2 separate regions of the Homo sapiens genome follow, and region 2 is linked to region 1. A link is an interaction called in ENCODE POLR2A ChIA-PET data of the cell type or tissue named here. Cell type or tissue: MCF 10A. All regions are shown on one strand. Links, peaks and the distances in the headings refer to the core of each region. The heading gives the core; the rest is flanking DNA.

The links. ChIA-PET counts read pairs that join two places held together with the same protein. Peaks named below come from ENCODE experiments on the same cell type or tissue, not always from the same donor. Only the 100,000 strongest peaks of a DNase experiment are listed, where the experiment ranks them.
Region 2: POLR2A ChIA-PET joins it to region 1 with 6 read pairs; 19 of 35 experiments call an interaction of 5 or more read pairs at or near these places.

Annotation. Positions count from the first base shown.
Region 1 is chr16:29,822,604-29,826,230 of GRCh38, forward strand. The region is part of intron 1 of MVP (major vault protein); the gene reads left to right. Among named protein-coding and RNA genes, the nearest start is that of MVP, 4.0 kb to the left of the region's middle. RefSeq lists enhancers at 2,525-2,604, 2,665-2,794, 2,981-3,553. In MCF 10A, for the core only: no CTCF peak of the experiment used is centred there; a DNase peak (open chromatin) is centred at 2,218.
Region 2 is chr16:29,980,011-29,983,408 of GRCh38, forward strand. TAOK2 (TAO kinase 2) reads left to right here. Exons shown (of 16, transcript NM_016151.4): 9 at 1,651-1,744; 10 at 1,849-1,930; 11 at 2,724-2,891; 12 at 3,062-3,322. Among named protein-coding and RNA genes, the nearest start is that of TAOK2, 7.8 kb to the left of the region's middle. In MCF 10A, for the core only: no CTCF peak of the experiment used is centred there; no DNase peak of the experiment used is centred there.

The DNA of each region.
Region 1 (3,627 bases), core at 1,128-3,627:
TGCCTGGAGCAAGAGCCCTGGGGTTGGGGACAAAGGAGGCTGCCTGGACCTGGGTAAGGGAAGGGGCTGGAGGAGAATGAGTGCAATTCCCTGCCCTTCACAGCCTGCAATCGGAGCTGTGTTTTTGTTTTTGAGACAGAGTCTCGCTCTGTCCCCCAGGCCAGAGTACAATGGCGCAATCTCGACTCACTGCAACCTCTGCATCCCTGGTTCAAGCAATTCTCCTGCCTCAGCCTCCCGAGTAGCTGAGACTACAGTTGCCTGCCACCATGTACGGCTAATTTTTGTATTTTTAGTAGAGACGAAGTTTCACCATGTTGGCCAGGCTGGTCTCGAACTCCTGAGCTCAGGCAATCCGCCTGCCTTGGCCTCCCAAAGTGCTGGGATTACAGCCACTGCGCCCGGCCTGAAACTGATCTTTATCCTCCTCCCAGTTCCTACTGTGCACCAGAGACCCTCCAGTCTCTAATACCTTTGACTTGAAGAGCAGTCATTTTTTTTTCCTTTTCTTTTCTTTTCTTTTTTTTTTTTTTTTTTTTGAGATGGCCTCACTCTTGCCCAGGCTAGAGCGCACTCGTGTGCTCCATTTACGGCTCACTGCAGCCTTGACCTCCCAGGCACAGGCGATCCTCCCACCTCAGCCTCCAAAGTAGCAGGGACCACAGGTGTGCACCACCACACCTAGCTAATATTTTTTATGGTTTTTATAGAGACAGGGTCTCCCTATGTTGCCCAGGCTGGTCTTGAACTCCTGGCCTCAAGTGATCCTCCCATCTTGGTCTCCCAAAGTGCTGGGATTACAGGTGGGAGCCACCAAGCCTAGTCAACAGTCACTTTTATTCTCACTTCACTGGAGAGGAAGGCTCAGAGGCTAGTAAGTGGCCCAGGAGCATGCTGGCAGTGATAAAACCTGCTGGAGTGACATTTTCCCACTGGCTCTCAATCCTGGATATATATTAAGAGTCAGAGGCCAGGCGCGGTGGCTCACGCCTGTAATCCCAGCACTTTGGGAGGCCAAGGCAGGCGGATCACGAGGTTAGGAGATCAAGACCATCCTGGCTAACACAGTGAAACCCCATCTCTACTAAAAATACAAAAAAAATTAGCTAGGCGTGGTGGTGGGTGCCTGTAATCCCAGCTGAGGCAGGAGAATGGCATGAACCCGGGAGGCGGAGCTGCAGTGATCCGAGATCGTGCCACTGCACTCCAGCCTGGGTGACAGAGCGAGACTCGTCTCAGAAAAAAAAAAAAAAAATGAGGGAGAACTTTTTACAATAGCAACGGGTGAACCTCACCCAGACCAATTAAATAGAATCACCGGAGATGGGTGGCTTTAAAAAAAGGTCTCCAGAAGGCCTGGCGCGGCAGATCACACCTGTTATCCTAGCCCTTTGGGAGGCCGAGGTGGGTGGATCACTTCCAGCCTGACCAACATGGCGAAACCCTGTCCACTAAAAACAAAATTATCTGGGTGTGGTGGCGGACATCTGTAATCCCAGCTACTTGGGAGGCTGAAGCAGGAGAATTGCTTGAACTCGGGAGGCAGAGGTTGCAGTGAGCCGAGATGGCTACACTCCAGTCTGGGCAACAAGCACGAAACTCCATCTCAAAAAAAAAAAAAAAAAAAAAAAAAAAAAACAGATTTCCAGATGACCAGTGTGCAGCCCGAGCCGAGAGTCTGCTTTAGACCAGAGCTGCTCAGACTGTAATGTGCATGCAAGTCATTGAGGGTCGAGTTAAAATGCCAGTAGATTCAGTGGCTCTGGGGTGGGGCCCCAGGCTGTGTTGCTATCAAGCCTCCAGGTGGTACCACTCTACTCACTGCAGACCCCGTAGGCAGTGTGGTCACTTGGTCAATTGCCATTTAAGACTCACTAGGGGCCAGGTGTGGTGGTTCACGCCTGTAATCCTAGCACTTTGGGAGGCTGAGGCAGGCAGATTGCCTGAGCTCAGGAGTTTGAGACCACCCTGGGGTGAAACCCCATCTCTACTAAAATACAAAAAATTAGCCAGGCTTGGTGGCATGTGCCTGTAATTCCAGCTACTCGGGAGGCTGAGGCACGAGAATTGCTTGAACCTGGGAGGTAGGTGGACGTTGCAGTGAGCCGAGATTGTGCCACTTCACTCCAGCCTGGGCTACAGTCTCCAAAAAAAACAAAAAAGAGATTCAGTATATCAGCTACTCACAGTTGACCCTGAAGATCTCTGGGAAGTAGTGACTCATGACTCGTTTATTTATTAAGTTTTGCTGTAGCAGAAGTTTACTTTTGAGCCAAGAGTCTGATCCGGTCTCCCTCTTTTTTTTTTTTTTCTTTCTTTAAAGAGATGGGGCCTTGCTATGTTGCCCAAGCTGGTCTTGAACTCCTGGCCTCAATCCATCCTCCCACCTTCGGCCTCCCAAAGTGTTGGGATTACAGGTGTGAGCCACCTCTCTCAGGCAAGAGCCCCTCTTTTAACTAGACAATGAACCTGGTTTCTGCTTTGGACAGGCTATTTAGTTCCTGCTTATTTACCCTCATGGTGGGAGAGACCCTGGTGGGATTTGGGGTGAAAGCTGGCTGTGGTTCTTGCAGGAGCCTCATGACACCTGAGGGAGGTGTGATCAGGCAAGACTGGGCCTCTACACTGAGAGCCGACTAGGGCAGGTCTCAGAAGCAGAGACTGAAGGAAGTTGGGTGGATGAGTGGATCTGGGGAGCAGGGGCCAAGCCTGAGGGCTGGGCAGAGCCTTCCAAAGGTCAACACAATCCTTGCTATTGTCTTTTGAGGGCCCTGATCTATTTTAAGTAAAATGCTCTAACTGCGCATGTCATCTGGAAGGAAACCACAAAAAACTCAATCTGAGACTTGTCACCAATGTGCTGCCTGAGTCAAAGGGTTTCCCTGGCTCACCTCCATAGATGGCGAGGGTAGAAGGCAAGACCTGTCCTGGGTGGTCTAGGCAGAAGGCCCAGGTTTAGGGCATGGCAGGTGGGTGGTCAGGGAGGTGAGGTGGGGTCCTGGTGCTGATGCAGGGGCAGTTGCCGAGGGCTTGGCCTCAGAACAAGGCAGGAGTCCAGCCATGAGGATGACTCTTGCTGAGTCACTGAGCTGGGCGAGGCATTCAGACCCCCTGACTGGGCCCAGCTGGGGCGGCAGATGGTGGAGAGGCCTCAGCTGTGGGGGGTGTTGGGGAGATTATCCACTGATGAACCAAATGGAGGCTGTTCCCAGAGCCTGCTTCCAACCTTGCACGGCCTTCTAGAGTTCAAATCTTTCCTGGGGGGGCCTCAGAGCCCTGTCCATACCTCCGCTCACAGCCCCAGCCCTTCCTCTTCTCCCATCTGGTTTCCTGGCCAGGTTTCGGCCCTGCGGAGAACCCTCCAAGGGAGCAGTGGAAAAAGCTTCACTTGGCAGTAAAGCCCCTACTTGCTGTTCCATCCCTGCAGCTGGGGTGAAATAAGCCACTGACCAGTAAACAACTGAGGCTTAAACCAGCATGCCAGCTCAGGTGGGGAGCCCCCAGCACTGGTTATATTCCCTAGATTCCTCACTGGATAGGAAAGTTGGGCCTCAGGCACTCTTCCCTCCTCTGCAGTCAAACAGTGCAGATGAAGAGCCAGGCTCTGTTCCCAGTGCTTTATGTGCT
Region 2 (3,398 bases), core at 45-2,544, 160 kb after region 1:
TAGGGAAGAGCTTTCCAGGCAGAGAGAACAGCATGTGAGAGGCCTAGAGGTAAGTGCAGGCCTGGGGAACTGGGACTAGCTTCAGTTATTTGGAACCTAGCATGTAATGCAGAGAATATTGAAGGATAAGGCCAGAGAGTTAGGTCCAAGTGAGTTCCTAAGGCCTTGAAGCCATGCCAAGGTTCTCATCTCTGTCAGCCAGCACTATTGAAACAATTCTTTAATGAGGTAGGTAACCTTTATAAGGCTTCCAACACAATGCCAGGCACAAAACAGTTGCCTAAGAGTTGCTGTTAGTTTCTCTTATCAACAGCCTCCTGCAGTGATCTCTCCAGTCTCTTCTCCCTTCCAGTCTGTCTTAAGTACTGATGCCAGAGAGGTCTGCCTAAGCTCAGTGCTGTCATTTCACTCCCTGTTTGGAGCCATGAGTGGCCCCCTGTTGCCTTCAAGACTGAAGCCATCCCCATCCTTCCTCCCACCAACCTAGAGGCTTTGCTTCGTAAATGCTGGCCCTTTCCTTCATGGGCTCCACCCTCTGAGTGTGTCATGAACTCTTCCACTTCCTTGCCTTGGTTCGTATTGGGTCCTCTGCCCGAGGTCAGAGATTTGGACGAGCCCTTCTCCTCCATCTTCACAGTCTCCATTTACCATTAGATGCCAGGCCCAGACAGTTGATGAAAAATGTAAGAAACGGACCCAAGTATAAGAAAAAGCTAGATCTGTCCATTTTATTTCTAGTTTTTGGAAGAGATGTGGATACAGAGAAATATTACTCTACTATTGAAAAAAATATATATCAGTCTGATTATAAATGTCAACTCATACTAAGTCAATATCAGGGAAGCAGTGTGGAGAAGGATGTGGCAAACTGGAGATTGCTGTTTCCATAGAAAGAGGGCAGCTAATGCTTATCTCCAGACCATTGTTATGCAGTAATGTAGACTCCATTTCACCAGATTTAATTCTTAAGGAGAAACTGGAAACTTGTATTATTATTTGATTATTACTTTTGGCAGTTAATTTTAAAAATCACCGTTTAGGCCAAAACAACATGACATTTGTCTGGGCTACAAGGGACTCTTAGCGACTCTTAGCTTGCACTTACCTTTCTAATCTCAGGGCTTTTTACAAAGCCCTTCTCTGAATTCCCTGAAGATATGCTAGCTTGAAGGCTCACTGCATACTCTCAACTTCCCAGCCACTTCCCTGTTTCCCTCTTATACCAGTTAATACTTTGATGTTATTTTTTCAGTCCTATTTAATCTTTTAGACTGGAGGTTCCTTGAGGGTGGGGCCTAATTCTTGTTTTTATCTTCCCCATAGCAATTATCAAGTTATCTGCTCCCTTTGGCACCTAAGAAATATTAGTTGGGGTGATAACTGAATGGCTGTCCTTCTGCCTTCGTTACTGCTTTTGTGGATGTTATTTTCTTTGACCCCTATTCCACCCGTGTGCAGTGGAGAGGATGGGTGTTGTATTTTACAGAGGAAGGAATTAACTGAGACGCAACAGGATGATGGGAACTTCTCAAGGTCATGTGGCAAGGAAGTCAAGGAATTGGGGTTTGAACCCAAGTCGTCTCAGTTCCATTCCATTGTCCTCTACCCCCTGCCACCTCTCACCTTCTTCCCTTTCACCTTTTTCTGTAGCTGAACGGAAACCACCGCTCTTTAACATGAATGCGATGAGTGCCTTATACCACATTGCACAGAACGAATCCCCCGTGCTCCAGTCAGGACACTGGTGAGGACTGAGATTCCGAATCTGGGCCCAGGCGTTAGGCCATGGGGTATGGATGCCTGACTCATGCCTTCCCCACCCCTCTCCCACCCTCCTGTGACTTTCAGGTCTGAGTACTTCCGGAATTTTGTCGACTCCTGTCTTCAGAAAATCCCTCAAGACAGACCAACCTCAGAGGTTCTCCTGAAGGTGAGGGCCTGCTGGCCTAGCATTCTCCTGGAACTGTAGCTTGTTACAGCCACAAGAACCCCCAGGGAAATTAGTGGTTCCCAGTTCCTCCTCCACCAAGAGCTTCGTTGATGAATTCCCACCCCATCCCCAATGCCTAGTGGACTCTGTGTTTTACAAGATTTTGTCTACCAGACTGCCTTAATTTATTAAGTAATAAACTGTTTTCCCTTCTTTTATTAATCAAAGATTTATATAATTGCCAGCCAGAGCTTCTGGTCAGCATGTGATAACCAGGGTTGCCCCACTGATCTGATGTAATGCAAGCCAAAAGCCTGTGTAGCCTTATCATGGGTAAATGTATGATTTCCCTTAGGTGTTTTTTGAATTATCAAAAATGGAGGGGCCCCATTCCCTTCACAGACCCATGGGGGCCTGAGGAGCCGTAGTTGGAAACTTCAGATTATGTAGTTGGACCCACTTGTTTTATAATTGTAGGATACTGTATGAAGCCCAGAGGGGCCTCATGACATGTCCAAGGTCACATAGCCCTTTAGTAGAGGAGCTGGACGAGAATCCAGTTCTCCTGACTGTCCCTGCCTGTCAGCCATGCTTAGAGGAAGAAGAGTCTGTCTGGGGAGTAGGTACTGGGTGGTACAGAAAATTGTGAGAGAAGGGCTTGGGATAAGGCCAGCATCAACCCGTGGTGGGCGTGGGCCCCAGAAGAGTGCCTCAGGCCTGAGGGAATGCCAAGGGCTGTGGGTTGTGGGGGGAAGGGGAGTTGGCAGCAGACCTCAGTGCCCTCTTCCCCCAGCACCGCTTTGTGCTCCGGGAGCGGCCACCCACAGTCATCATGGACCTGATCCAGAGGACCAAGGATGCCGTGCGGGAGCTGGACAACCTGCAGTACCGCAAGATGAAGAAGATCCTGTTCCAAGAGGCACCCAACGGCCCTGGTGCCGAGGCCCCAGAGGAGGAAGAGGTGACCCAGCTTGCCCTAACACCCCTCTTTATACCCCATGTGTGCCTGCCCCCTGCAGTTGCTTGGCCCCTTCCCCAGCCCTACTCACACCACCATCTTCCCATGCTACCTCCATGCATATGCCCCAGGGCTTCCCCTTCCCTGTCCAGCAGCCTACGCCCTGTTCGCAGGAGGCCGAGCCCTACATGCACCGGGCCGGGACTCTGACCAGCCTCGAGAGTAGCCACTCAGTGCCCAGCATGTCCATCAGCGCCTCCAGCCAGAGCAGCTCCGTCAACAGCCTAGCAGATGCCTCAGACAACGAGGAAGAGGAGGAGGAGGAGGAGGAAGAGGAGGAGGAGGAAGAAGGCCCTGAAGCCCGGGAGATGGCCATGATGCAGGAGGGGGAGCACACAGTCACCTCTCACAGCTCCATTATCCACCGGCTGCCGGTACACAGCTCACCCTTGGGGGACCCGAGCCACCTGCTCTAGAACTGCCTGGGTCTTCGCCCTCCTTCCCTAAGTG